Linked DNA regions of Homo sapiens: region 1 is linked to region 2. Evidence: read pairs that join two places in POLR2A ChIA-PET (ENCODE). Cell type or tissue: PC-9. All regions are shown on one strand. Each heading gives the region's core, and the rest is flanking DNA. Links, peaks and the distances in the headings are about the cores only.

Evidence for each region. Peaks named below come from ENCODE experiments on the same cell type or tissue, not always from the same donor. Only the 100,000 strongest peaks of a DNase experiment are listed, where the experiment ranks them.
Region 1: POLR2A ChIA-PET joins it to region 2 with 5 read pairs; 2 of 35 experiments call an interaction of 5 or more read pairs at or near these places.

The regions. Positions count from the first base shown.
Region 1 is chr19:23,473,156-23,489,422 of GRCh38, forward strand. LOC105372334 (a long non-coding RNA gene) reads right to left here. Exons shown (of 3, transcript XR_936479.2): 2 at 9,156-9,299; 3 at 1,874-6,690. Among named protein-coding and RNA genes, the nearest start is that of LINC01224, 65 kb to the left of the region's middle. In PC-9, for the core only: no CTCF peak of the experiment used is centred there; a DNase peak (open chromatin) is centred at 8,076; H3K27ac peaks cover 3,604 bases.
Region 2 is chr19:23,624,068-23,640,334 of GRCh38, forward strand. No RefSeq gene overlaps it. Among named protein-coding and RNA genes, the nearest start is that of ZNF675, 55 kb to the right of the region's middle. In PC-9, for the core only: no CTCF peak of the experiment used is centred there; no DNase peak of the experiment used is centred there.

The DNA of each region.
Region 1 (16,267 bases), core at 4,027-12,026, 150 kb before region 2:
GCTGTTTATTGGCCACCTGGTCTGTGCCAGGCACTGTACAACATGGGTGACCTAGTAATAAATGGATGGTAATAAATGTAGTTGCCAGCCGGTCATGGTGGCTTGCACCTGTAATCTCAGCACTTTGGGAGGCCTAGGCGAGTGGATCACTTGAGGTCAGGAGATCAAGACCAGCCTGACCAACATGGTGAAACCCCATTTCTACTAAAAATACAAAATTAGCCGTGCTTCTTGGCTCATGCCTGTAATCCCAGCTACTCGGGAGGCTGAGGCAGGAGAATCACTTGAACCCGGGAGGCAGAGATTGCAGTGAGCTGAGATTACAGCACTACACTCAATAAATAAATGAATAAACATTGTTGCCCTACATCAGGAGTCCTCAACACCCAGGGCACAGACTGATACCAGTCTGTGGTCTGTTATAAACCAAACCGCACAGCAGGAGGTGAGCAGTGGATGAGCGAGGCTTCATCAGGATTCACAGCCACTCCCCATCACTCGCATTACAAATCAGCAGCAGCATTAGATTATCGTAGGAGTGCAGACCCTATTGTGAACTGCGCACGTGAGGGATGTAGGTTGTACACTATTTACGAGAATCTAACGCCTAAGGATCTCTCACTGTCTGTCATCACCCCTAGATGGGAACCTTTAGTTGCAGGAAAACAATCCCATGGCTCTCACTGATTCTACGTTATGGTGAGCTGTATAATTATTTCATTATATATTATAATGTAATAATAGAAACAAAGTGCACAGTAAGTGTAATGCGCTTAAATCATACCAATAGAAAACCATCTTGCCACATCCGTGAAAAAATTGTCTGTCACAAAACCAGACCCTGGTGCCAACAGGGTTGAGGAGCACTGCCCTACATTGTACAGTGCCTGACATACACCAGGTAGCCAAAAAAATTCTTAGTGGGGTTAATTAGAGCTTTTAAAAACTGTATTTGTCTTTCCCTAGCTTGCTTTGTATTTTCTCTTTTTTCCGTGTTCTCAGAGACAATGGGGTAGGACTATATAAATGTGTGATATTTCTGGTAGTTTAATTACTTTAAAATGTTCTTTATTCATTTTGATGTACCTTCTTGGACTAAGTTATTTTCACCCTGCTTCTTTGAAATCATTCAGGAAAGATTCCATGTTTATACTCAGAACAACACTATTAGGGTTGGGTGGGTATGTTGACCCATTTTATAGCTGCTTTATGAGGTACCCAGTGGCTGGCAATAAATTAAGCTCAGCATCCACAATTCCTAACTACCATCTAGCTCCATGGAACACCTGCTTTATAGAGTCAGCTTGATCTCAAAAAAAAAAAAAATCATAGATTTAAATGTATACTGCTTATTTACCTCTGTGTATGTGTGTTGTTATTTTTAATAAAGACCTTTTTTTTTCAAAATAAATTTGATTGAATTTGAAGGTATAAGGGAATTTCAAATGAAACTTTAGCCTCTGGTGACGTTGCCATTGATGAATATGATGATAGACATCTTTTCAGTAGCCTTTCTACCTCATGGGATTGTTGTAAAGATAAATAAATGTTCCAGAAACTCAAAACCTACATATGGAATAAAGTGGTTTATTTTGAGATCAGGAAGTTTTGTGGGTATCCACTGTGGATTTCCTTTCCAGAATTTTGAATTTTTGAGTGATTTGCTTTGGGGAAGGGTGCTACTGGCCTTAAGTATACAGACACTAGAAATGCTGCTCAGCATATTACAATGCACAGGATAGCCACAAATGTCAGCAGAGCTGAAGTCAAGCAAGCCTGCTTGAGAGGTGTAGTAGTGGCCTTTATTGCATCCACAAGCACAGTGGGTGCATTCCCTGTATTGCATGTGCTATATTTAGAAATCTGAAATTCCATAAAGTAAGTAAGCTTTTATTTGCCTCTAAGATGCCATGGTTGGCAAGGTCAAAGTTTTACAAGAAGCTTGGGATTGAGGAAAACATTAAGTGGTATTCAGTGTATTTGAAAACTCCATAGTAAATAAGAGCTCTAGAACTCATCAGCTTCTTCAACAAATGAGATGCATTGGCTCTGTAAAGTTGTTTTGGTAGGTGGCTCCTACCTGAGTTATTTAGGAAATTCGCTCTGATGCTGTCATCTGCCAGTCTCCCTCATGTTTTCAGTTACGTGGAGTATATCTTTTAAAAAAATTCTTTGAACTAGCTCTTACTAGCTTGATAGTTAATGTTTTTGCATTCATAGTCTCCCTTATTTTAATTTCTCAAGTTTTTGCAAAATTCTTACATAACTATCTGCCCTTTTCATAGACTGGTGTTTCTGAGCCAGGTCTTCTGTCCACACATGTCGTCTTGAGAGAGTGGATGTTAGCCAGCTGCCCTGGCTGAGATGGATGGGGACAATACAGGGATGCAATAAAGGAGACAGTGATAATTTATATGATCTGGGACCCCAGGCCTCACACCAGAACTGTCTAGTATATGTTTAGCAAATAAGTGCCACTGATTTGACCTTTGTCCTGCCCTTCCACTTTCCACCCTACTACACAAGCAGGAAATATGCACGAGATAAGGCAGGAAGATGAGGAGACTGAATTCCAGAAAAGAAAGGGCTGCCTGCAGTAAGCAGACAGTTGCCTCCACAGTGGTCTGGGCTCCCACTTACCTTAGAGACATGTGCAACACTTGAGAATAGTTGTTTTAAAATTCTGAAATCAGTGGACAGACTGTAAGCATCCCATTGCAGTCAGTTGCCAGGTACCTGTTCTCTGCAGCAACCTTTCACCTCCCATACTTGGGAGTGAGTTCTGTTCCTGCAGAGTGCCCTGTGCATTCTGGTGCTTTTGTGCCCTCTCCTTTAACCTATAAACTGACAACTCTAACTCTACATTTTCACTTACAATTTTTCTGAAGCAGTAATCTTTTGTGATCCTGATCACACTACAAGTCCCTCACCCTGCAAGTACTTGTAAAAATGAAAGTAATGTCCATTCCTTCTGGAAGGTGATTGCCATGCACACAACCTACTAGGCCAGGAACATTACTGATGGCTGTCCTGATGCATGTCTCTCTCACCCCCATGTCCAATCAGTCACCAGGCTCTCCTCAAAACCATGCTTCAGTCACTGACTTTGGCTGTTTAATCACTTCTGACCTAAGGCCCTCATTGAGTCATAAGCACCTCTTAATTTTCTGCCACCAGTTTCTCTCTACTGCTGTTAATCTTCCAGCTTGCTGCCAGAGTCATCATCCTCAAAAACAAAAGCTGCTGTCATTGTTTGCCTGCCTAATAACATCTCTTGCCTCCCTGCTGTCTGCAAAAAGAAAAATCCAAACTCCTTCACTTGTTTTACGAAGACCCATATCTGCTTCCAAACCAAATTGCTAGTCTTGGCTCTTGTCTCTGTCTTCCACATCACTGACACACTGAATAATTCTTTACTGCCCCTGCTGTTGCATGGGTTGTTCTTTTTGTTGTGTCTCCATCCCCTTCCCCCAGCAAAGAATATTTACTCTTTACTCTTCGTTGAGACCCATCTCAAATAGTACCTTTTCTAGGGAGAATTAGGCCTTCTGTTCCTAATAACTTTTACCCTCGTCTATCAAGTCTGTCTGCTGTAATTTATCTGTTAACATGTTTCTCCTACCTCAAGGATATTTTTTCCATCTTCTGTACCTAGCACAATTGCATGGCTGATGCTCACTGACTACTGCATGTTGATTTACTTATTTTATTTTACTTGTTTGAGAGATGGAGTCTTGCTCTGTTGCCCAGGCTGGAGTGCAGTGGTGCAATGTAGGCTCACTACAGTCTCTGTCTCCCTGTTTCAAGCAATTCTCCTGCCTCAGCCTCCCCAGTAGCTCAGATTACAGGCACCCACCACCACGTCCAGCTAATTTTTATATTTTTAGTAGAGACAGGTTTCACCACATTGGTCAGGCTGGGAAATGAAGGGATGGGCCAAATTAAAGGAATAGGTTGGGCTAATTAACTGCAGCAGGAGCATGTCCTTAAGGCATAGATCACTCATGCTATTGTTTGTGGCTTAAGAATGCCTTTAAGTGGTTTTCTGCCCTGGGCGGGCCAGGTGCTCCTTGCCCTCATTCTGCTAAACACACAACCTTCCAGTGTGGGTGTTATGGCCATCATGAACATGTCACAGTGCTGCAGAGATTTTGTTTATGGCCAATTTCAGGGCCAGTTTATGGACAGATTTTGGGGGGCTTGTTCCCAAAAACTGTAAATGAAGTAATTAAAATGGCCAGCCAGGAGTGGCGGCTCATCTCTGTAATCCCAGCACTTTGGGAGGCTGAGGCAGGTGAATCACCTGAGGTCAGGACTTTGAGACTAGCCTGGGCAACATGCCACAACTGTATCTCTATAAAAAATTTTAAAAAATAGCTAGATGTAATGGTGCGCACCTATGGTCCTAGCTACTCGGGAGGCTGAGATAAAAAGATGGTTTGATCCTGGAAGGTGGAGGTTGCAGTGAGCCAAGATTGTTCCACTGCCCTCCAGCCTGGGTGACAGATTAAAACCCATTTCAAAAAGAAAATTAAGATAAAAATTAAAAATGTGTGGGAAAAAAGATGGAAAGACAAACACAATATAATAAAACCTGTGAGATAAAGCAAATATAATACTAAGAGGGCAGTTTACAGCCTAAATGACTGCATCAAAAAAGTAGAAAGCTTACATATTGAGCACCTGACATCACACACTCTTCAAGGAACTAGAAAATTAATAATAAACAAAATTCCAAGTTAGAAGAAAAAAATAACAAAAATCAGAACAGAACCAAATGAAATAGAGATGAAAAACAATAAAAATGATCAACAGAATAGAGTTGGTTTTCCAAAAAGACAAAATGGGTAAATTGCTAGGTAGATTAACCACAAACAGAATGAAAATCTAAATAAACAAAATCAGTTATGAAAGAAGACATTACAATGGATACAACAGTAATACAAAAGTTCACTAGAAATGATTATAAACATCTAGACACTAATAAACCTGAAAACCTAAAAAGAATGAATAAATTCATGAAAACATACAACCTCCCAAGATAGAGCCAGGAAGAAATAGAGTACCTGAACAAACCAGTAATGAGTAGCATGATTGAGTCAGTAATAAAAAGTATCTCGACAAAGAAAAGCTCAGGACTGGATAAACGCACAGCCAAATTCTACCAAATATACAAAGAATAATAATCCTCCTTAAACTCTTCCCAAAAATTGAAGATAATTAAATTCTCCCTAAGTCACTCTGAGGTCAGTATCACCCTGATACCAAAACTAGCCAAGGACACAACAAAGAAAACTATTATTATATTATTATTATAAAAAATAGACAAATGGGACACAAAAGAGTTTTTGCACAGTAAAAAAAAAAAAAAAAATCAACAGGATAAATAGGCAACCTACAGAATAAAAGAATATATTTGCAAACTATGGGCCAACATGAAACCAATATTCAGAATTTACAAATAACTCAAACAATTCAAAAATATCATAATAATAAGAAATCCCATTGAAAAATGAGCAAATACTACTAAGCATTTTTCAATAAAGACATACAAATAACCAACACGCATATAAAAAACATGCTCAATCTCAACTAAAAATAAAACTACGATTTGATTCAGAAACCTCATCATTGGGTATCTACTCAAAGAAAATTAGTTTATTACATGAAAATGATACCTAATATCACCTACAAATAGGCAACTGCAAATGAAAACAGTGATGAGGTATGACTTCAAATCTGTTAAAATTACTAATATCAAAAAGAAAAAATAGAGGCTGGGCACGGTGGCTCACGCCTGTCATCCCAGCACTTTGGGATGCCAAGGCGGGAGGATCACTTACGTTCGGAAATTCAAGACCAGCCTGACCAACATTGGGAAACACCATCTTTACTAAAAATACAAAATTAGCTGGTCATGGTGGCACATGCCTGTAATCCCAGCTACTCCAGAGGTTGAAGTGGGAGAATCTCTTGAACCCAGAGGAGAATCACTTGAACCCAGGAGGGGAAGATGGTGGTGAGCTGAGATCATGCCATTGTACTCCAGCCTGGGCAACAAGAGCAAAACTCTGCCTCAAACAAACAAACAAACAAACAAACAAAAACAAAAAGGAAAGAAAGAAAAGAAAAAATACAGAAATAGCAAGTAACATCTGTCATTGATGTTCCTGAGATTTCTGAAACAAATCTTAATGTCACCACTGCTCTCACACACTTCAGATATGATGGAAAAAGAAAACTTCAGAAATGATCTAACATGCACTTCCTCAAAATACTCAGAGATATTCTTATATCCCCCCTTGAAGCAATGGAAGAGGAGGCATATCATGCAGCACCTTATAAGCCATAAAGAGGACTTTAGCTCTCACGGTACCTTCAAAGGAAAATCACTAAATAGCAAGTAACGTCCATAGAGAATTTAATGGTATGGGACAAATGATGCTCCTATACAAAAGCTACAGAATAAAAAATGGCTTTTTAGGAAACATTTCCACTGAAGCAGAGCATCCCATACCACATTTTAAGGTCTGCAATTCTTTTTGACCTTTGTACCTCTCGTCTGTGTTATCTGCTTCATTCATGCTTACCTGCCTGAGTATTTGACCACTGTCTCATGTCTCTTCACATTCCAGGGGTCTTTTATTTGCTCAAGGCAGGAGATGCGATCAGGTTTAGAGACAGCAAGGCCTGTTTTGTTAGAAAAAAGTAACATAACTTGCTGAGATTCTACAGTTACCAACCTTGTACCATGTTCAGTAGAGAGGAGAAAATATGAAAGATTCTAGAAATTTAATTCCAAAATACTGTTTTCTGACAGAAACTTTTGAATATTTAGAACATATTTTACATTTCTGGGTCCTTAGCTCTACTATTCAATATTATTGAATTTAAAATTGGTGCTGGATATTGAATTTTAATATTTGGGCAAGAATATTTAATGCCACTGAATTTCTAGAATGACCATTAATCTAGAGTGAAGAATACAGATTAGCTCAAGAAAGGGGAAGTTTCCTGTTAAAACATCTTGAAGATTTTCTTTTCTGTTCCAGTAAACCTTCAAGTTTTCCTTAAAAGTGTTGATCTAAAAATAATTTGTGCAGAGGAAAAACTGCCAAAATCATTCTACAAAGGGAGAAAATAGAAGCCTTAGGGTGTATTAGAAAACCTGGGGAAAATGTATTGACACCGAGAGACCAGTTTTCGGCAGTTCTCTAACACTGCATCTCTGAACAAATTTCACTGAGCAGTATTCAGACATTCCACACCTCCTGAGAGAATTCTATGGCCACAGCCTTGAAAGTTAACATTTCCTAAAATAAACCCAAAGACCCACACATACTTAGCAAGTGGTCATAGGCAGAATTATTAATTTTACTCTAAGTGTTTGAGAGTTAAGAGAACTGGCTCTGTTTCACATAAGAGACTGGCATTATCCAATAAAATATTGTTCAATAGAGAAAGATTCTCTAATGTATTCCTTCATTCTGAGGAAAGAGGATGAAACAAGATCCACAAAACCAGTGTATGTATTATAGTTTTCTGAATGACACAGCATAATATTTATGGCAAAAACACAAGCATTTACAGTTTTGAGTGCCATATATACATTATACAGAGTAAGGTGTGTACAGTTCTCATATGGAGAAGTCACAGTAAGTTAGAAGTTACCTCTCGAATTTTAATGCATACATTAATAAACTGGAGATTTTGTTAAAATACGTATTCTAATTCAAGAGATCTGGGATGAGACCTGAGTTACTGTATTGCTAACAAACTCACCAATGATGTCAATGATTCTAGCTTAAGAAAAATACTCTGTAAAACATCTAGTAAGTGATAGAACCTGGGTTTTTTCCCCATGTATATGACCAGTAAACAAAGATGACAGCCTTCATTTTCCAAAGCAATGTATAAACAAAGAGAAACTATTAAGAAAAAGAGTGTAAGAAAAATGGATGTTCTGTGGTCAAAAATAGGCCATGGTAAACGTCTGGTTCAGCATGACTCAGTTAGTTTAGAGTGCAGGTGCACCATTCTACTTATTATGTAACCTGGTTGTATAAGCTCATACTTGGCTCTGATCCACTATTGAGTGAAAAGAGTACACAGACAGGTGGACAGGAGGGAGAGGGAGAGTAAAGCTGCTCACCCTGTACACAGGGCTCGTGCTCAGGCTTGTGCCTAGAGAGAAAAAAAAGCCATCTCAAAAATTCCCATAGTTCCTTGATTGTTTTTCCAGCAACCCACCACTCACCCACCCACTCCTGTTAGACCTCAGATTAGGCTGGAACCTGACACTTGGCATGATAGGGGAGCTTTCAGAGTAAATGTGATTGTTTATGCACATTAGTCACCTCTCCAAAATACCTATTAATAATACAGTTTTTAAAAAGAAACATTATAGTGAAGAAATTCTTCAGAAAACACGTTAACCAAGTTAATAAAATTAATGGGACAGATTGGTATCAGGTGCTGATACATATAGGAGGATGCAACATGACTCTGTGAGACTACTGGCCAAAAAACATAAATTATAATCTGAATCTAATCATGAAAAATGTGTTTTATGTAAAGTTCAAGCCACATATGTTGCCCATGTTTTGTAATTTCTAGTAGTGTATCTAAAAACTCTTTTAGCATTCTAGAAGGCAAATTTCTTTGAATTCATTCCTTTAAATATCTTTCTAAATTATTCCAGGCTATTAATTTCATCCTTTTAAAGTGTGCATTTAAAAATTATGTTCTTCATAGAGCTGATGGAGCCCTCCGATGGAACCCAAAAGGTGCGGTTTTCTCCCTCACTGATATCTGAGGACCCAGCACCATCCCCAATAAGAATGTTTTATATCCCCACCTGCCCAGGCTGATCTGTCAACAAAGGGAATACTCTCAATATTTCAGGGTATAAATTCAAGGTATTAGTTGTGATATGTAAGAAGCCTGGATGGAGAGAATAAAGATAAGGTTCTGATATATAGAAGTGAATTATTTTAATGAGGTCCTTTCACTGTCACGAGAAGACAAGAGAAATGTAGTTCAAATAATCTTGTTAGGCAAAAGCATCAGAAGTAGAAATGTAAATTATTGCAATTCTAAATACATGACATTCTAGAAGAAAATGTGGACAGAATTTTGACCTGGGACACACTTACCTGACAATCAACCATTTCTTCCTCTCTTCTCTGATTCCTTCTCAGGAGAGATTATCTGAACAAATCACCATTTCATCTTGAGACTGTGTCTTTAAAGGCATCAGGACAGACTCTCTGAAGGAAGCAGACTGCTCCTGCAGGACCCTGGAGACACCCCAAATACTGTGAGTGCCACAACTGCAGAAGTGGGAAAGGGAGATCCTCCTCTCCTAAACACACAACCCCACTGGAGAAGCTGAAAGTCTGTTTGTGGGAGAAGTTTCTAACTACCTGGAGCTGCGTCAAGTTAGAGAGCCAAGCTGAGTGAAATACAGGGGTGTAGGAGGCAACAAAGAGGCCCTGGGAGCTCGCTGAATCCCCAAGGAGCCCATTCCTGCCTAGCACCACAGGGATCCATCAAGGGGAGGACAGAGGAGCAGGGGGTAAAACTTCCAAGGGGAGAAGGACTTCCCTAGCTGAACTTTGTAACAATTTGAATGGGGCAAGAAGACTTATGGCCAGAACTTGGGGGAAGGCATGAATCCGGCTTGAAGACTTCACAGGCATGGAAGAACTAAAGCCCTTTTTTTTCCCGCAGCTGGGAGACAGAAAGCCTGGGGAAATTTTCAAGCCCAACTCGCCCTCCACCTGGAAACAGACTCAGGTCTGTTATGAAGGGCACAGTGAGAGTGAGACCAGCCCTTTCGTTTGCATGGGAGCTGAGTAAGGCCTGTGACTGCCAGCTTTCCCCCACTTCCCTGACACCCTGCATGACTCAGCAAAGACAGCCATAATCCTCCTAGGTACACAACTCCAGTGACCTGGGAATCTCACCCCCATCTGCCACAGCAGCTTCAGCAACAACCACCCAAGGAGACTCTGAACTCAGGCATGCCTAGCACCCCCCGCACCCATTGGTCTTTCCCTAAACACCATGGTAGCAGAAGAAAAAGGACATATAATCTTGGGAGTCCTGGGTTCCCACCCACTGCTAGTCCCTTTCAACAGTACTACAGCTGATGCTTTCTGGAAAGCACTATCTCCTGGCAGGAGGTCTACCAGCACAAAAATAAAGCATTAAACCACCAAAGCTAAGGACACCCATGGAGTCCATTGCACCCTTAGCCACCTCCACCAGAACAGGCACTGGTATCCATGGCTGAGAGACTCATAAACACTTCACATCACAGGACTCTGTGCAGACAACCCCAAGTATCAGTCTGGAGCTGGGAAGACTCATTGGGTGGCTAGATCCAGAAGAGAGACAACCAATCACTGTAGTTCAGCTCACAGGAAACCACATCCACAGGAAAAGGGGGAGAGTACTACATCAAGGGAACACCCTGAGGGATAAAAAAAAAAAATCTGAACAACAGTTTTCAGCTCTAGACCTTCCCTCTGAAAGGGACTACCCAAATGAGAAGGAACCAGAAAAGCAAACCAGGTTGTATGACAAAAGGAGGTTTGTCAACACCCCACAAAAAAAAAAAATCACACTAGCTCACTGGCAATGGATCCAAACCAAGAAGAAATCCCTGATTTATCTAAAAAAAGAATTCAGGAGGTTAGTTCTTAAGCTAATGATGGAGAGACAAGAGAAAGGTGAAGCCCAATGCAACAAAATAAAAAAAAAATCATATGAGAAGTGAAGGAAGAAATATTCAACAAAATATATAGCTTAAAGAAAAAAAAATCAAAAATTCAGGCAACTTTGCACAGACTTTTAGAAATACGAAATGCTCTGGAAAGTCTCAGCAGTAACAAGTAGAAGAAAGAAATTCAGAGTTCAAAGACAAGATATTTGAATTAACCAAATTCAACAAAGACAAATAAAAAAGAATAAGAAAATATGAACAAAGCCTCCAAGAAGTCTGGAATTATGTTAAATGACCAAACCTAAGAATAATTTGTGTTCCTGAGGAAGAAGACAATTCTAAAAGCTTGAAAAATATATTTGAGGGAATAATCAAGGAAAACTTCTCTGGCCTTGCTAGGGACCTAGACATGCAAATACAAGAAGCACAAAGAACACCTGGAAAATTCATTGCAAAGAGATCTTCGCCTAAGCACACTGTCATCAGCTTATCCAAAGTAAAGACAAAGGAAAGAATCTTAAGAGTTGTGAGACAGAAGCACCAGGTAACCTATAAAGGAAAACCTACCAGATTAACAGCAGACTACTTAGGAGAAACCATACAAACTAGAAGGGATTGGGGCCCCATCTTCAGCCTCCTCAAACAAAACAATTATGTGCCAAGAATTTTGCATCCAATGAAACTAAGCATCATATATGAAGGAAAGAAACAGTTGTATTTTTAGTAGAGAAGGGGGTATCTCCATGTTGATCAGGTTGGTCTCAAACTCCTGACCCCAGGTGATCCACCCGCCTTAGCCTCCCAAAGTGCTGGCATTATAGGAGTGAGTCACTGTGCCCAGCCCAGAAACTCTTTAAAGCATAAATCAAACAAGACTTATAAAATAAAAATACAAGTTAAAAAAAAATACCCGATGCAGTGGCTCACACCTGTAATTCCAGTAAGCACTTTGAGAGACTGAGGTGGGTGGATCACAAGGTCAGGAGTTCGAGACCACCCTATCTGATATGGTGACACCCTGTCTGTACTAAATATACAAAAATTAGCCCGGTGTAGTGGTGAGCACCTGTAGTACCAGCTACTCAGGAGGCTGAGGCAGGAGAATCACTTGAACCTGGAAGACGGATGTTGCAGTGAGCCAAGATCGAGCCACTGCACTCCACCATGGGTGACAGAGCAGACTCCATTCCAAAACAACAACAACAACAACAGCAACAACAAAACACCAAAGTATGCAGCCAACAAAGATCATGATGAATGCAATGGTACCTCATATTTCAATACTAACATTGAATGTAAATGACCTAAATGCTCCACTTAAAAGACACAGAACGGCAGAATGGATAAGAACTCACCAACTATCTGCCATCTTCAGGAGACTCACCTAACATAAAGACTCAAATAAAGTAAAGGGGTGTAAAAAGGCATTTCATGCAGATGGACACCAAATGTAAGCAGGGGTAGCTATGCTTATATCAGACAAAACAAACTTTAAAGCAACTGTGGTTAAAAGAGACAAAGAAGGACATTATATAACGGTAAATGGCCTGACCCAACAGGAAAACATCACAATCCTAAACATATATGCAATCCTAAATATACAAACATCACACTGGAGCTCCAAAATTTATAGAACAATTACTAATAGACAGAAGAAATGAGATAGACACCAACATCATAATAGTGGGGGACTTCAATACTCCACTGACAGCACTACACAGGTCATCAAGACAGAAAGTCAACAAAGAAACAATGAATTTAACTACACCTTGGAAAAAATGGACTAACAGATATACACAAAACATTTCATCCAACAACCATGGAACACACATTCTGCTCAATAGCGCATGGAACTTTCTCCAAGATAGATCATATGATAGGCCATAAGACAAGCCTCAATAAATTTAAGAAAATTGAAATTATTTCAAGCACTCTCTCAGACTACAGTGGAATAAAACTGGAAATCAACACACAAAGAAACTTTCAAAACCATGCAAAAACATGGAAATTCAGTAACCTGCTCCTGAATGAGCACTGGGGCAAAAACAAAATCAATATGGAAATTAAAAACTTTTCTAACTGAGTGACAATAATGACACAGCCTTTCAAAACCTCTGGGATACAGGAAAGGTGGTGCTAAGAGGAAAGTTCATAGCCCTAAGTGCCTACATCAGAAAGTCTGAAAGAGCAGAAACAGACAATCTAAGGTCATACCTCAAGAAACTAGAGAAAAGAGAAACAAGAACAAACCAAACCCAAACCCAGCAGAAAAAAAGGAAATAACCAAGATCAGAAAAGAACTAAATGAAATTGAAACAAAAAAAAATACAAAAGGTAAATGAATGAGACAAAAAGCTTCTCCTTAGGAAAAATACATAAAATTGATAGACCATTAGCAAGACTAAGAAAGAAAAAAAGAGAAAATCCAAATAACCTCACTGAGAAATGAAACAGGAGATATTATAACTGACACCACTGAAACACAAAAAAATCATTGAAGGCTAGTATAAACACCTTTACAAAAGAACTAGAAAACCTAGAAGAGATACTTAAATTCCTGGAAAAATACAACTCTCCTAGCTTAAATCAGGAGGAATTACATACCCTGAACAGACCAATAACAAGCAGGGAGATTAAAATGGTAATTTAAAAATCACCAACAAAAAAAAGTCCAGGACCAGAGAGGTTCGCAACAGAATTGTACCAGATATTCAAAGAATCAGTACTAATACAGAGAAAGAAGGAAATCTCTCTAATTCATCCTATGAAGCCAGCATCACCCTAATACCCAAACCAGGAAAAGACACAACCTAAAAAGAAAACTACAGACCAATATCATTGATAAACATTGATGCTAAAATCCTTAACAAAAAATTAGCTAATTAAATCCAACAACATGTCAAAAAGATAATTCACTGTGATCAAGTGGATTGCATACCAGGATGCAGGGATGGTTTAACACACACAGGTAAAACAATGTGATACACCACATAAATAGAATTTAAAACTAAAATCACAAGATCATCTCAATAGATTCAGAAAAAGCATTTGACAAAATCCAGCATCTTTTATGATTAAAACTCTCAGCAAAGTTGGCACACAAGGGACACAGCTTGATATAATAAAAGCTATCTATGACAAACCCACAGCCAACATAATACTGAATGGGGAAAAGTTGAAAGCATTCCCTCTGAGAACGGGAACAAGACAAGGATGCCCACTCTCACTACTCCTCTTCAACACAATCCTGGAAGTCCTAGCCAAAGCAATAAGACAGAAAATAAAGGGCATCCAAATCAGTAAACAAAAGGTCAAACTGCCTCTGTTTGCTGATGATATAATCATTTACCTTGAAAACCCTAAGGACTCCTGCAGAAAGCTCCTAGAACTGATAAAATAATTCAGCAAAGTTTCTGGATACAAGATTAACCTACACAAATAAGTAGCCCTTTTGTTCACCAACAGCAACCAAACGGAGAATTAAATCAAGAACTCAACCCCTTTTACAATAACTCAACAAAAATAAAATACTTAGGAACACACCTAATGAAGGACTCAAAAGACCTCTACAAGGAAAACTACAAAGCACTGTTGAAAGAAATAATAGATGACACAAATGGAAACACATCCCATGCTCATGGATGAGTAGAATCAATATTGTGAAAATGACCATACTGCCAAAAGCAATCTACAAATTCAACACAATCCCCATCAAAATACCACCATCATTCTGAAGATGGTGAGTTAGAAAAACAGAGTTGGAAAAAACAATTCTAACATTCATATGGAGCCCACATAGACAAAGGAAGGCTAAGCAAAAAAAAAAAAAAAAAAAAAAAAATGAAGGCACCACACTACCTGATTTCAAACTATACTGTAAGGCCATAGTCACCAAAACAGCATAGTACTGGTATAAAAACAGGCACATAGACCAATGGAACAGAGAACCCAGAAATAAACCCAAATAGTTGCAGCCAACTGATCTTCAACAAAGCAAACAAAAACATAAAGTGGGGAAAGAACACCCTTTTCAACAAATGGTGCTGGAATAATTGGCTAGCCACATGTAGGAGAATAAAACTGGATCCTCATCTCTCACCTTATACAAAAATCAACTCAAGATGACTTAAGAACTTAAACCTAAGACCTGAAACTGTATAAATTTTGGAAGATAACATTGGAAAAACCCTTCTAGGCATTGGCTAGGCAAAAATTTCATGACAAAAATCCAAAAGCAAATGCAGTAAAAACAAAGATAAATAGCTAAGACCTAATTAAATTAAAGAGCTTTTCACGGCAAAAGGAACAGTCAGCAGAGCAAACAGACAACTCACAGTGTGGGAGAAAATCTTAACAATCTATACATCTGACAAAGGACTAATATCCAGAATCTACAATGAACTCAAACAACTCAGTAAAAAAAAAATTCCCATAAAAAAGTGGGCTCTTGATTAGACAACTCTCAAAAGAAGATATACAAATGGCCAACAAACATAGATTTAAAAAAGCTCAACATCACTAATGATCAGGGAAATGCAAATCAAAACCACAATGTAATACCATCTTATTCCTGCAAGAATGGCCATAATCAAAAGATCAATAAACTGTAGATGTTGGCATGGATGAAGCAATCAGGAAACACTTCTACACTGCTGGTGGGAATGTAAACTAGTACAGCCACTATAGAAAAGAGTGTAGAGATTCCTTAAAGAACTAAAAGTAGAACTACCATTTAATCCCACCACTGGGTATCTACCCACAGGAAAAGAAGTCATTATTTGAAACATAGAACAATGAAACAGAGAACCCAAAAATAAACCCAAATACTGATTATAGAAAAACATACTTAAACATTCATGTTTCTAGGAGCACAATTCACAATTTCAAAATCGTGGAACCAAACAAAATGCCCATCAATCAACGAGTAGATAAAGAAGGTGTGGTGTGTATATGTGTGTGTATATATGTGTGTATATATATATATATGTTGGGATACTACTCAACCACAAAAAGGAATGAATTAACAGCATTTGCAATGACCTGGATGAGATTAGAGACTATTATTCTAAGTGAAGTAACTGAGGAATGGAAAACCGAACGCTGTGTGTCCTCGCTGATATGTGGGAGGTAAGCTATGAGGACACAAAGGCATAAGAATGATACAATAGACTTTGGGGACTTGGGGGGAAGAGTGGGAAAAAGGAGGGATAGAAGACAACATATATGGTGCAGTGTATACTGGTCAGCTGATGGGTCTATCAGGATCTCACAAATCACTAAAGAACTTACTCATCCAACCAAGTATCACCTGTACCCCATTAAATTATGGAACAATGAGATTTTAAAAAAAATTATTCTTATAATTACAGACTAGCTCACATAATGAATACTTCATAAACTATTACACAGGCTGGGCACAGTGGCTCATGCCTGTAATCCCAGCACTTTGGGAGGCCAAGGTGGGTGAATCACCTGAGGTCAGTAGTTTGAGACCAGCTTGACCAACCCTGTCTCTACTAAAAATATGAAACTTAGTTG
Region 2 (16,267 bases), core at 3,753-11,752:
TATTGCTGAGAAGTGGCTGTCCGGCTAAGAAACTGCTATTCTCAGCAACAACCACATTGACTAATAGTGAATGGAAGTGATGTGTGGATAAGAAGCAAATGTGTCTTCTCTGCATCTCTTTTTTCATCCATTGGCTGAAGAACGAGAAAGATGTAGAGAGAAAATGAAAGAAGATGTAATTCCTAAAAAATGATGAAGTCCTCTTTTGGTTTTTTTGTTTGTTTTTTGGTTTTCCTTTTTTTTTTTTTTTTTTTTTTTGGGACTTAGTCTCGCTCTGTCACCCAGGCTGGAGATCTCGACTCACTGCAACCTCAGCCTCCCGGGTTCAAGCGATTTTCCTGCCTCAGCCTCGAGAGTAGCTGGGACTACAGGCTCTGTGCCACCGAGCCCAGCTACTTTTTGTATTTTTAGTAGGACAGGGTTTCACCGTGTTAGCTAGGATGGTCTCGATCTCCTGACCTTGTGATCTGCCTGCCTCAGCCTCCCAAAGTGCTGGGATTACAGGCGTGAACCACCGCGCCTGCCTTTGAAGTCCTCTTAACAACAACAAAAACTTACACAGGAGGCCGGGAGCAGTGGCTCATTCCTCTAATTCCAGCACTTTGGGAGGCCGAGGTGGGCAGATCACCTGAGGTCAGGGGTTCGAGACCAGCCTGGCCAACATGGCGAAACCCCGTCTCTACTAAAAATACAAAAATTAGCTGGGCGTGGTGGCACGTGTACCTGTAATCCCAGCTACTCGGGAGGCTGAGGCAGGAGAATCACTTGAAACCCGGAGGCAGAGGTTGCAGTGAGCCGAGATGGTGCCATTGCACTCCAGCCTGGGTAACAAGAGTGGAACTCTGTCTCAGGGAAAAATAAACTCACAGGAGATAGTGACATGAGTAGAAAATATACTATTTTGTGAATCATCTGAAATTGTAATATACAACCCAAACTGCTTTAACAAATATATTATTCCTTCAGTTCTGACTCATCAAGATATGATTCAATTGCCTGGTGAATCAAAGCTGAGATGATAATAACTTATTTTACTTAGCATAATGTCCTCGAGGTTCATCAATATTGTCGCAAATGACAATACTTTCTTCTTTTTAAGGGCTAAATAGCATTCTGTGGTGTAAATATACCACATTTTCTATATTCATTCACCTGTTGAAGAACACTTGGCTCATACAATATCTTAGCTACTGTGAGTAATCCTCTTTCTTCTTTTTTTAATTTGTTTTTATATCTCTTTTTTCTTTACTTTTTTAATTTCTAGAAGTATTTTAACTTTATTTATTTATTTATTTAGAGACGAAGTTTCGCTCTTGTTGCCCAGGCTGGAGTACAATAGTGCTAACTTTATTTATTTATTTACAGACGAAGTTTTGCTCTTGTTGCCCAGGCTGGAGTGCAATAGTGCGATCTCAGCTCACCACAACCTCCGCCTCCTGGGTTCAAGCGATTCTCCTGCCTCAGCCTCCCAAGTAGCTGGGATTACAGGCATGTGCCACCATGCCCGGCTAATTTTTGTATTTTTAGTAGAGACAGGGTTTCTCCATGTTGGTCAGGCTGGTCTCGAACTCCTGACCTCAGGTGATCCGCTCACCTCGGTCCCCTAAAGTGCTGGGATTACAGGCGTGAGCAACTGAGCCAGGCCATTTTAACTTTAAAATATAAATTGTGTCTTTTGACCAGGCCCGGTGGTTCACGCCTGTAATCCCAGCACTTTGGGAGGCCGAGGTGGGTGGATCACCTGAGGTCGGGAGCTCAACCTCCCGACCTGACACATGGAGAAACCCCGTCTCTACTAAAAATATAATTAGCTGGGCGTGGTGGGCGCCTGTAGTCCCAGCTACTCAGGAGGCTGAGGCAGAAGAATCACTTAAACCCGGGAAGCAGAGGTAGCGATGAGCTGAGATAGCGCCATTGCACTCCAGCCTGGGCAACAAGAGCGAAACTCAGTGTCAAAAAAAAAAGAAAAGAAAAGAAAAGAAAAGAAATAAAGAAACAAATAAATAAAAACTCTCTGCTCTGCTTAATCAGCGGTCACCTTATTTTCACACTTCAAAGGCATTTTAGCTGCCTGAAAAGCAGAGTTACAGTTCAAGTGCGTGTGCTGAGCTGGTCCTCAACAGTGTCAGTCTATTCAAATTCACACAGATGATCTTCTGGTAAAAATAGTGCAGTTCAACAGCATTACCACGGCAATGTGGAACACATGTAATAAAATAAAAGTTAGGCTGGGCACGGTGGCTCACGCCTGTAATCCCAGCACTTTGGGAGGCCGAGGTGGGCGGATCACTTGAGGTCGGGATTCAAGGCCAGCCTGACCAACATGGTGAGACCCCCGTCTCTACTAAAAATACAAAATATTAGCCAGGCATGGTGGCATGTGCCTGTAATCCCAGCTACTCGGGAGGCTGAGGTGGAAGAATAGCTTGAACCCAGGAAGTGGAGGTTGCAGTGGGCCAAGATCACGCCATCACACTCCAGCTTGGGCGACAGAGTGAGACTCCGTCTCAAAAAAAAAAAAAAAAATTCTCCACCACGGATGTGTTTTTTACTGTCATCATGAGTAAAAGATCAGTTTGAGAACAGGTAAAATCAAAATGCGCATGCTCTCTACAGAGAAATTTTCCTACTGCAGATAGCTTTGCTTGAATTACCTGAAATACAATGTAAATGATGGGGCTTATTGAGTTGACAATATGCAGTCACCATTACAGTCGCCATGGTTGCTGCATGCTGAGGACATGGTCACTTTCTTGACTACCTCTCCTATCTCAATAATACTTGTCTTTATTTATTCCTAACTACCAACTTTGAGATAAGATTCAACTGTTACATCATCATTGTCAACAGTGGGAAAATCAATTTTTTTTTTTTTTTTTGAGACAGAGTTGCTCTTGTTGCCCAGGCTGGAGTGCAGTGGCACGATCTCAGCTCACTGCCACCTCCACCTCCTGGGTTTAAGCAATTATCCTGCCTCAGCCTCCCGAGTAGCTGGGATTACAGGCATGTGCCACCACGTCTGTCTAATTTTGTACTTTTAGTATTTTTAGTAGAGACAAGGTTTCTCCATGCTGGCCAGGCTGGTCTCAAACTCCCGACCTCAGGTGATCCGCCCACCTCAGCCTCCCAAAGTGCTGGGATTACAGGCGTGAGCCACTGCACCTGGCCGGGAAAATCAAAATTTTAAAATCAAACATATTTGAGCTAGCTTTGGGTCATTAGCTGTGTGCCCAAGAGAAATTATTTTACATCCTTGGAGCTTCAATTTTCATTACTAGTAAAACATTCTATTTTTCACAGGGCTGCTTTAATTCACACCTGGTAGCTACAAGTCTTTTCACTGAAAGTCTTTTTTATATATGTATATTAAATATTTAACAATAAAAATAAAATTATTCATATTTAAAGATATTCTAATTGAGTGGGTATATTTTGTCATATTTAATGTATTTATCCTTTCTAAAAAATACCAAAATAAGAATTTTATTATTTTTCCTGGAATAACATATTAAGGGTGTCTACATTGTGACTTTGCTCATTTTTGCATATGGTTTTGACTGCTGCTGTTGAATTTAGGCTGAATTTTAAACCCACTGTTGTCTAGCTTGTGTGATTTTAGTTCATTTGGGGAACCAAATATATTAGACATGGATTGTTTGGGGTAACTTGGCTTCATTTCTACTGTCTTTCTGTTATTACATCTGAAGATTTAGAAATGACTAGGATTCAAATAAGGTTGATTTGGAATCAGGCACAGAAAATCCCAGAAAAGACTGTGGAAAATAGTTACTTGATAGTGCCTTTCAGTGAGATTTATACATGAAACAGAGTTCAATAAAATTATTGCAAGTTTGTTAAATTTCAAATCTAATTGCCTGTAACATATTAGGCGCTTGTCTTAGTTTGTCTATGGCATCGTAGCTTGGAGAAGCTGACATTACAGAAAGGATATTGCTACATTAATAAGATTAGGAACAAATACTAATGTGCTTGTAAACATTTGCCTTAATATTCTTTAGATACATGCCACTCTGGCTCAATTCTTTTGGTACAACTGTTTATGATTCCAGAGACTCCTTTCCACCAAATTCAAGTCACGGTGTTTTCAGCTTCTTATGTTTATTTTTACCCAGTAATCTTCATAGTTGACATTATGATGTTGGAATCCCCCAGGCAATCCCTGAGCCTTACAGCGACCATCCTACCTTATCCGTCTTGTTTCACATTCTCTGTTGTTGAGTCCCTCTCACCCCATATTGGAGCTTTAATGAGGCCTCAATGGTTTGGAGGAAACAGTGGAATGGATTGCCATATATGTTGAGTTGAGAACAAGGGTCCTCTTGAGGATAAACACTTTACATTTATTATTCATAGTACAAAGCAGTATTTTTAAGATGTGAACATGTTTCACTCAAATTAAATATGAATGATTTATCAGTATGACAATATAGTAAAATTAACTGCATCAAGTTCACCAAATGTTTCGCTTTGGACTCTCCAAACACAAAGATTCATATGTATGCATTGGTGGATGTTAGCTTTTTTTGGTGTAAGTTTTTGTTTGTTTTCATTTTTAAAGATTTTTGCCTACTTTATAGCTCATGTTAAGCTACAGAAAGCTTACGAAAAGCTTTATTTTATCAATTTTTTTAACCAAATGTTTAAATATTGAAAGTGACATTTTGGATTACTACTTTTCACTGATGTAGTTTGCATTTATTAGTACATTTCAGTTTTTCCTTATGTGGTGTAAGGTTTTAAAAATTCCTTCCAGGCCGGGTGCGGTGGCTCACGCCTTTGATCCCCGCAGTTTGGGAGGCGGAGGCGGGCGGGTAAACTAAGGTCAGGAGTTGAAGACCAGCCTGGCCAACATGGTGAAACCCCGTCTCTATTAAAAACATAAAAATTAGCCCGGCGCGGTGGCGCGCGTCTGTAGTCAGAGCTACTCGGGAGGTTAAGACAGGAGAACCACTTGAACCCAGGAGGTGGAAGTTTCAGTGAGCCGAGATTGCGCCACTGCACTCCAGCCTAGCGACAGAGCGAGACTCTGTCTCAAAAAAAAAAAAAAAAAAAAAAGCCGGGCATGATGGTGGGTGGCTGTAGTGCCAGCTATTCGGGAGGCTGAGGCAGGAGAATCACTTGAACCCGGGAAGTGGAGGTTGCAATGAGCCAAGATCGGGCCACTGCACTCCTGCCTGGCAACAGAGCGAGATTCAGTCTCAGGAAAAAAAAAAAAAAATCCTTCCAGTTGATTGTTTAGGTAACAGCAAAATCTGTTTTCTTAGACAGCAGCATAAGAATTATTGATATGCCACCTTTAGAGGTACTGGAAGCAACTGGATAAATGTGCTGAAATCTGCATTTATTTATAGGCTCATTAGAGGCTAAGTCATAGCAACATATGTTAGTTCCATTCAATTTTTTTTTGTCTAAATTTTGTCGAGCCACATCCATCTGTATATATAACTCTATCTTGGTAACAGCTTTTTTATTCTAAGCCAGAACTTGTTTTAACTGGTGGCTTCATTTTAAATGTGTCAGCTGTATTATAACACATTCGAATAAGTAATAGAAATTTTATTCAAAAAATATGGATAGAAAAGTCATACAGGCACACTGAAAATAAATTGGAATCTAGCACGTGACACTAATTAACAGGTGGAGCATATTAGACTAGACTAAAATCCCTGTAAACAATACCGAAAGACAGAATTTTTTAATTAAAAACATCTTCAGGCAGGCGTGGTGGCTCACGCCTGTAATCTCAGCACTTTGGGAGGCTGTGGCAGGTGGATCACCTGAGGTCAGGAGTTCAGACCAGCCTGGCCAACATGGAAAAACCCCGTTTCTACTAAAAATACAAAAAAAATTAGCCCGGCGTGGTGGTAGGCACCTGTAATCCCAGCTACTTGGGAGGCTGAGGCAGGAGAATCGCTTGAACCTGGGAGGCAGAGATTGCAGTGAGCTAAGATCGCACCATTGCACTCCAGCCGGGGCAACAAGAGGGAAACTCCGTCTAAAAAAAAAAAAAAAATTCAACAATTTAATAGGCCTATGAGATATTTATAAAATTGATTTGTTTACCCATCATCAATCAATATCAATTTAAACTAGAAAATTTTAAACACATCATACAAAAAATATAATTACTCAACTATCCCCTGACTTAATCTGATTAAAGCAAGACTTCTGGATATTTCAAAATGCTAAATTATTGGTGAAAAATATTCATCTTGAACAGCTCTTTTATATATATATTACTACTAAGTAAAACCTAATACTGATAGGTATGATTTATGAAATGTTTGTGAATGTCTATCACAGTAGTCAGAAAATCAAAAAATTATTTTAATCTGCTGTCTAAATAATTTTGATTTAAATATTTGGTATTTTAATTGAGTGGCAGCATATATGTGTGTGTATATATATATATACACTAATCACCATTTCTTTACTATTTTGCCATTTTATAAAATAAGCCTGAATTTGTGGAGACATTTTTTTAAAATCCTATCTTTTATTAAAAAAAAAAAAATTTAGGCCAGGAGCAGTGGCTCATGCCTGTAATCCCAGCACTTTGGGAGGCTGAGGCAGGTAGATCACCTGAGGTCAGGAGTTTGAGACCAGCCTGACTAACCTGGTGAAACCCAGTGTCTACTAAATACAAAAAATTAGTGGGCATGGTGGTGCATGCCTGTAATCCCAGCTACTAGGGTGGCTGAGGCAGGAGAATCACTTGAACCTGGGGAAGCGGAGGTTGCAGTGAGCCAATATTGCACCATTGCACTCCAGCCTAGGCAACAAGAGCGAAGCTCCATCTCAAGAAAAAAAAAAAAAAAAGACTCAGACATCAAAAAGTAAATATACTAAAGTCATAATATTACATAGTTTGCTAAACGCTACAGTAATTTGTAAAGTTTGTTTATGCATACCAATCTTAGATTATCTAAAACATAATAAAGTTTCTTTTTTATGTTATATTAAACATACAAAAGTCCAAAATATATCCAGACACACAAGAGCTGTGGCTGGCATTTTAAGAAACAAATAATTTAGCACTATACACTGTTCTGTATATATACAGATGAAAAACAAAACCTTGAAGTTTTCAAATCATAAACAGAAATATTATTTGTGAGTCTGAACCTCAAATATATAATACTAATACATACAGTTTACTCTGGCTCTAATACTTAGACCCTTTTTATCTATGGGTTCCACCTTCATGGAATCAGCCAACCATGTCTGGAAAATATTTGGGAAGAAATTCCCACAAAGTACCCAAAAGCAAAACTTAAAACCTCACCAAGTACTATGTTGCACTTATGCTAATGAAGTAATGCATAGGTATTATATTAGGTATTATAAATTAATATTAGGTATTATAAATAATTTAGAGATAATTTAAAGTATATAGTCGGATGTACATAGGTTATGTGCAAGCACTACACTATTTTATATCAGAAACTTGAGACTCCTTGGATTTTGGTATCCATGGAGGAGAGTAGGGTTGGTCCTGAAACCAATCCCCCTTGAATACCAAGGGGCGACTGTACTTCTAGACATCCATGTAATAATACGTCTCTGTTGGCATGATGTAAGGATCCAGTGGGATCATTTAGGTTAAGTAAGCACTGGGCCTGGCACATGAGAAGTCTTCACTACATGTTACCTACGGCTTCATGGCTTCCTTCTTTTTTTTTTTTTTTTTTTGAGACAGTGTCTTGCTCTATCGCCCAGACTGGAGTGCAGTGGTGTGATCTCAGCTTACTGCAACCTCTGCCTCCCAGGCTCAAGCAATTCTTGTGCCTCACCCTCTTGAGTAGCTGGGACTACAGGGGTGCATGCCTGGCTAATTTTTGTATTTTTAGTAGAGATGGTGTTTTGCTATGTTGGCCAGGCTGGTTTTGAACTCCTGACCTCAAGTGGCTGCTTGCCTTGGCCTCCCAAAGTACTGGGATTGCAAAAGTGAGCCATTGTGCCCGGCCCAGTTTACTCTTTTTAATTTAAAATATACTGTACTTTTGTGTTGGATCATCATGGAGGACAGGAGGCAGGACTAGATTGCATCTCCAGACAGAGCAGCTTGCTGAAGCTTGCATCGTGAATTTTAGCTCCATATCTACTGCAAGAACAAGCCAGAAATCCCAAGAGGACCCACAGACCCTCTGAAGAAAATGGACTGCTCCTGCAGGATCCAGGAGACTCTCCAAATACTGTGAGTGTCCAAACTGTAGAAGTAGGAAAGGGAGATTCTCCTCTCCTGAACACACACCCCCACTGGAGAAGCTAAAGGTCTGTTTATAGGAGAAGTTTCTGAATTTACATGGAACTGAGTCAATTTAGATAGCCAAGCGAAATATAGGGGTAGAGGAAGCAGCAGAAAGGCCTGGGAGCTCACTGAATCCCCTAGTGGGCCATTTTTGTCTGGCACCAAAGGGATCCATCAGGAGGGTGACCAGAGGAGCAGGAGGTAAAACTCCACAGGGAGAAGGAAATCTCTAGCTGAACTTTGTGACAATTTGAATGGGGCAAGAAGCTTCTCTCCTGTATCCACAGCTGAGAAGCCCTCTGTGGGTAGGGCACAAATCTGGTGTGCAGATTTCACAGGTGGGGGAAGAACCAAGCCCCTTTCTTTCACATTTGGGAGGTGGTTAGCTGGGGGCAAGTTTTCAAGCCCATCACACCCTCTGCCTGGAAGAAGGCTCGGGGCTGTTGCAGGGTACATGGTAGGAGGGAGACCAGCTCTTTGGTTTGTGTGGGAGCTGGCTGGGGCCTGTGACTGTCAGCCTTCCCCAACTTCCCTAACAACATACATGACTCAGCAGAGGCAGCCATAATCCTCCTAGGTACACAACTCCAGTGACCTGGGAATCTCACCCCCATACCCCACAGCAGCCACAGCAAGACCTGCCCAAGAGGAGTCTGAACTCAGGCACACCTATCCCCGCCCCCACCTGATGGTCCTTTTCTATCTACCCTGGTAGCAAAAGTCAAAGGACATATAATCTTGGGAGTTCTAGGGCTCCGCCTACTTCCGGTCCCCCTCTATATTACTACAGCTGATGCTTTTCTGGAAAGCACCACCTCCTGGCAGGAGACAAACCAGCACAAAACTAGAGCATTAAACCACCAAAACTGAAAACCTTCACAGAGTCTATTGCACCCCGCTGCCACCTGCACTAGAACAGGTGCTGGTATCCACAGCTGAGAAGCCTATAGATGGTTCACATCACAGGACTCTGTGCAGACAACTCCAGTACCAGCGCAGAGTCACATAGACTTGCTGGGTGGCTAGACCCAGAAGAGAGACAAAAATCTCTGCATTTTGGCACGTAGGGAGTCACATCCATAGGAAAAGGGGAAGAGTACTACAACACCCAGTGGGACAAAAGAACTGAAAACAGCCTTCAGCCCTGGACTTTCCCTCTGACAGAGCCTACCAAAATGAGAAGTCAGAAAACAAACCCTTGTAATATGGCAAAACAAGGCTCTTTAACACCCCCCAAAAAATCACACTAGTTCACCAGCAATGGATTCAAACCAAGAAGAAATCCCTAATTTACCTGAAGAATAACTCAGGAGGTTAATTATTAAGCTAATCAGGGAGAGGTCAGAGAAAGGTGAAGCCCAATGCAAGAAAATCCAAAAAAAATCATACAAGAAGTAAAGGGAGGAATATTCAAGGAAATTGATAGCTGAAAGAAAAAACAATAAAAAATTCAGGAAACTTTGGACACAATTTTAGAAATGTGAAATGCTCTGAAAAGTCTCCACAATAGAATTGAACAAGTAGAAGAAAAATTCAGGGCTCTAAGACAAGGTCTTTGAATTAACTCAATCCAACAAAGACAAAAATAAATAAATAAATAAGAATAAGAAAATATGAACAAAGTCTCCAAGAAGTCTGGAATTATGTTAAATGACCAAACAAGAATAATCAGTGCTGCTGAAGAAGAAGAGAAACCTAAAAGTTTGGAAAACATATTTAGGGGAATAATTGAGAAAAGCTTTCCTGGCCTTGCTAGAGACCTAGACATCCAAATGCAAGAAGCACAAAGAACACCTGGGAAATTCATCTCAAAAAGATTGTTGCTTAGGCACATTTTCATCAGGTTATCTAATGTTAAGATGAAGGAAAGAATATTAAGAGCTGTGAGACAAAAGCACCAGGTAACCTATAAAACAAAACCTATCAGATTAACAGCAGATTTCTCAGTAGAAACTCTACAAGCGAGAAGGGATTGAGGATCTATCTTCAGCCTTCTCGAACAAAGCAATTATCAGCCAAGAATTTTGTATCCAGCAAAATTAAGCTTCACATATGAAGAAAAGATAATAATTTTCAGACAAACAAATGCTGAATTTGCCATTATCAAGTCACCACTACAAAACAGCTAAAAGAGAGCTAAATCTTGAAACAAATTCTGAAAACATATCAAAACAGAACCTCTTTAAAGCGTAAATCTCACAGGACCTAAAAAACAAAAATACAATTTAAAAAACAAAAACAAACAAAGTATACAGACAACAAATAGCATGATGAATGGAATGGTGCCTCACATCTCAATACTAACACTGAATGTAAATAGACTAAATGCTCTACTTAAATGACACAGAATTGCAGAATGAATAAGCATTCCCCAACCAACCATCTGCTGCCTTCAAGAGACTCACCTAACACATAAGGACTCGCAAAAACTTAAGGTAAAGTGGTGGAAAAACATTTCATGCAAATGGACACCAAAAGCAAGCAGGAGTAGCTACTCTTAAATCAGACAAAACAAACTTTAAGGCAACAGCAGTTAAAAAAGACAAAGGACATTATATAATGATAAAAAGCCTTGTCCAGCAGGAAAATATCACAATTCTATACATATATGCACCTAACAGTGGAGATCCCAAATTGATAAAACAATTACTAATAGACCTAAGAAATGAGATAGACAGCAACACAATAATAGTGGGAGATTTTAATTCTCCACTGACAGCACTAGAAAGGTCACCTGGGTGTGGTGGCTCATGCCTGTAATCCCAGCACTTTGGGAGGCTAAGGCAGGCAGATCAGCTGAGGTCAGGAGTTCAAGACCAGCCTGATCAAGATGATGAAACCCTGTCTCTACAAAAGTAAAAAAATTAGCTGGGCATGATAGCAGGTACCGGTAATCCCAGCTACTTGGGAGGCTGAGGTGAGAGAATCACTTGAACTTGGGAGGTGGAGGTTGCAGTGAGCCAAGATCATGCCATTGCACTCTAGCCTGGGTGAGAGAGCAGATTTCATCTAAGAAAAAAAAAAGTCATCAAGACAGTATACAAAGAAACAATGTACTGAAACTATACACGGGAACAAATGTATCTCTCTCTCTCTCTCTCTCTATATATATATATAGATATATAGATATAGATATAGATATATAGATATATCTACCTGTGTCGAGGCATAGTGTTACACACTTTATTTCAATTATTTAATTTGATTTTAACAATGAGATGGATAATATCCTGCTCATTTTACAGATGAGACAATTGAGCCTTAAAGGTTAAACAAATGATTTCCTAAGCTCATTCAGCCAATAAACGGTAGGGGACTGCTTGACTCCAGCCCAGTTGATCCTCAAATCCATGATTTCTGCCACCATATTCACAGAAACAAGACAAGCTGAAAGTATAGCCTGACTCTTGAAACAGTCAAAGAATTGTGTACGTTTATGAAAGATATAGATATATAGATATCTATATATCTATCTATATACAGATAGATATCTATATATCTATCTATATACAGATAGATATCTATATATCTATCTATATACAGATAGATATCTATATATCTATCTATATACAGATAGATATATATATAGAGAGAGAACATTTCATCCAACAACCACAGAATATACATTCTATTCAAAAGTGCATGGAACTTTCACCAAGACAGACCATATGACAGGCCACATAATGAGCCTCGATAAATTTAAGAAAATTAAAATTCTATCAAGCACTCTCTCAGACCACAGCGGAATAAAACTGGAAATCAACTCCAAAAGGAACCCCCAAAATCACGCAAATACATGGAAATTGAATAACCTGCTCCTGAATGATTATTGGGTCAAAAATGAAATTAAGAGGAAAATTATAAAATTCTTCTAACTGAATGAAAAAGGGGACAAAATCTATCAAAACCTCCAGGACACAGCTAAGGTGGTGCAAAGAGGAATGCTTATAGCCCTAAATGCCTACATCAAAGTCTGAAAGAGCACAGACAATCTAAGGTCGCATCTCAAGGAAATAAAGGAACAAAAACAAACCAAACCCAAACCTAGCAGAAGAAAGGAAATAACCAATATCAGAGCAGAATTAAATAAAGTTGAAACAAAGAAAACAACACAAAAAATAAATTTAACAAAAAGCTGGTTCTTTGAAAAGATAAAGAAAACTGATAGACCATTAGCAAGATTAACCAAAAAAATAAGAGAGAAAAGCCAAATAAGCTCAACAAGGAATGAAACAAGATACAACTGACACCCCAGAAATACAAAAGATCATTCAAGGCTACTATGAACACTTTTATGTGCATAAACTAGAAAACCTGTAAGAGATGGATAAATTCCTGGAAAGATACAACCCTCCTAGCTTAAATCAGGAAGAATTAGATATCCTGAACAAACCAATAACAAGCAACAAGATTGAAATGATAATTAAAAAATTACAAACAAAAAAAAGTCCAGGACCAGACAGATTCACAGCAGAATTCTACCAGATATACAAAGAAGAGTTGGTACCAATCCTATTGACACTATTTCACAAGATGGAGAGAGAGAAAACCCTTCCTTGGGTTTTCCTTCATTCTATGAACCCAGTATCATTTTAATGCCAAAACCAGGAAAGGATATAACCAAAAACAAACAAACAAAAAACTACAGACCAATATCCCTGATGAAAATAGATGCTAAAATCCTTAACAAAATACTAGCTAACCGAATCTGACAACATATCAACAAAGCATGATCAAGTGGGTTTCATACCAGGGATGCAGGGTTGGTTTAACATTGCAAGTCAATAAATGTGATATACCACCTAAACAGAATTAAAAACAAAAAACACATGATCATCTCAATAGATGCAGAAAAAACATTTGACAAAATCCAGCATTGCTTTATGATTAAAACTCTCAGCAAAATAGGCATACAAGGAACATACCTCAATGTAATAAAAGCCATCTATGACAAACCCACAGCCAACATAATACTGCATGTGGAAGAGTTGAAACCATTTTCTCTGAGAACTGTAACAAGACAAGGATGCCCACTCTCACCACTCCTCTTCAACATAGTACTGGAAGTCCTAGCCAGAGCAATCAAACAAGAGAAATAAAGAGCATCCAAATCAGTAAAGAGGAAGGTCAAACTGTCACTGTTTGCTGATGATATAATTGTTTACTTAGAAAACCCTAAAGACTCCTCCAGAAAGCTTCTAGAACTGATAAAAGAATTCAGCAAAGTTTCCAGACACAAAATTAATGTACACAAATTAGTAGCTCTTCTGTATACCAACAGTGACCAAGCTGAGAATCAGATCAGGAACTCAACCCCTTTTACGATAGCTGCAAAAAAAATTAAATGCTTAGGAATATGTCTAACCAAGGAGGTGAAAGCTTTCTACAAAGAAAACTACAAAACACTGCTGAAAGAAATCATAGACAACACAAACAAATAGAATTACCTCCCATGCTCAGGGATGGGTAGAATCAATATTGTGAAAATGACCATACTGTCAAAAGCAATCTACAAATTCAATGCAATTCCCATCCAAATACCACTATGATTCTTCAGAGTTAGAAAAAACAATTCTAAACTTCATATTAAACTGAAAAACAGCTCATATAGCCAAAGCAAGACTAACTAAAAAGAACAAATCTGGAGGCATCACATTACCTGATTTCAAACTGTACTATAAGACGATAGTCACCAAAACAGCATGGTACTGGTATAAAAATAGGCACATAGACCAATGGAACAAAATAGAGAACCCAGAGATAAACCCAAATACTTACAGCCAACTGATCATCAACAAAACAAACAAAAACATTATATGGGGAAAGGATACCCTTTTCAACAAATTGTGCTGGGATAATTGGCTAGTCACATGTAGGAAAATAAAACTGGATCCTCACCTCGCCTCTCACCTTATACAAAAATCAGCTCAAGATGGATTAAGGACTTAAATCTAAGACTTGAAACTAGAACATTGAAAAAAACCCTTCTAGACATTGGCTTAGGCAGGACTTCATGACCAAGAACCCAAAAGCAAATGCAATAAAACAAAGATAAATTGCTGGGACTTAATTAAACTAAAGAGCCTTTGCATGGCAAAAGTAAAGTCAGCAGAGTAAACAGAAAACCCACAGAGTGGGAAAAATCTTTACAATCTACACATCTGACAAAGAACTAATATCCAAAATCTACAAAGAACTCAAAAAAAGCAACAAGAATAAAAAAGAAACAATCCTTCCAAAAAGTAGGCTAAGGACATGAATACACAATTATAAAAAGAAGACATATAAATGGCTAACAAACATATGGAAAAAATGCTCAACATCACTAATGATCAGGAAAATGCAAATCAAAACCACAATGTGATACCAACTTACTCCTGCAAGAATGGCCGTAATCAAGAAATCAAAAAATAGTAGATGTTGGCATGGATTCAATGAACAAAGAACACTTCTGTACTGTGGGTGGGAATGTAAACTAGTACAACCACTATGGAAATCAGGGTGGAGATTCCTTAAATAACTAAAAGTAGAACTACCATTTGATCCAGCAATTCCATAACTGGGTACCCAGAAAAAAAGAAGTCATTATGTGAAAAAGATACCTGCACATGCATGTTTATAGCAGTACAATTCACAATTGCAAAATCGTGCCCAAATGCCCATCAATTGAGTGGATTAAGAAACTGTGGTATACGTATAGGATGGGAATACTATCCAAGCCTTAAAAAGGAATGAACGAATGGCATTCTCAGCGACCTGGTTGAGATTGGAGACTATTATTCTAAGTGAAGTAACTCAGGAATGGAAAACCAAACATCATATGTTCTCACTAATAAGTGGAAGCTGTGTTGTAAGGATGCAAAGACATAAAAATAATATAATGGACTTTGGGGATACAGGGAGAAAGGGTAGAAAGGGGGTGAGGGATAAAAGACTACAAATAGGGTCCAGTGTATACTGCTCAGGTGATGGGTGCACCAGACTCTCACAAATCACCACTAAAGAACTTACTTATGTAACCAAACACCACCTGTTCCCCAATAACCTTTGGAAATAAAAACAATTTTTAAAAAATGTCACTCTCAGCACATGCAGTTTCAGCTTTGCTTCAGAGACCTGAATTACTTTGATTCGTGGTCCAGCTAAAATTAAATTAAATTAAATTTTAAAATGTCAACGTTTTCAAAGGAAGTACAATAAGCCTGAAAATATTTTAGATAAAAATATTTTTGTAAATTTGACAGGTTAAGGCCGGGCGCGGTGGCTCACGCCTGTAATCCCAGCACTTTGGGAAGCCGAGGCGAACGGATCACGAGGTCGGGAGATCGAGATCATCCTGGCTAACATGGTGAAACCCCGTCTCTACTAAAAATACAAAAAAAAGAAAAAAAAAAAATAGCCGGGCATGGCAGTAGGCGCCTATAGTCCTAGTTACTCGGGAGGCTGAGGCAGGAGAATGGCATGAACCTGGGAGGCTGAGCTTGCAGTGAGCCGAGATTGCACCACTGCACTCCAGCCTGGGCGACAGAGCGAGACTCCATCTCAAAAATAAAAAAATAAAAAATTACGGGTTAATGTGGTATAAGACTAAACTAATTAGTAGAGTACATTTGAAACACTTCAGATTACAAATATTTAGTCCTTTTTAGGATACAGTTTTAAAAATTAATCACTATTTTTATGAATAAAAGACTTTTTTTTGAATTGTAAAATTTTATTTTCCACACGTCAACATTCTTATTAACACAGCTTGATTGAAAAAATTCTGACCATAAGCATGTTGATTATTTCCCTTTGGAACTGGTGAAATCAGAAAAATAAAATATTTATTTTGCATATATAGCATCAAAACTATTCACTCAATGTGGCCTTCTGTGTGTATATTAAAAGGCTTTCTTCTGGCCGGGCGCGGTGGCTCACGCCTGTAATCCTAGCACTTTGGGAGGCTGAGGCGGGGGGATCACCTGAGGTCGGGAGTTTGAGACCAGCCTTACT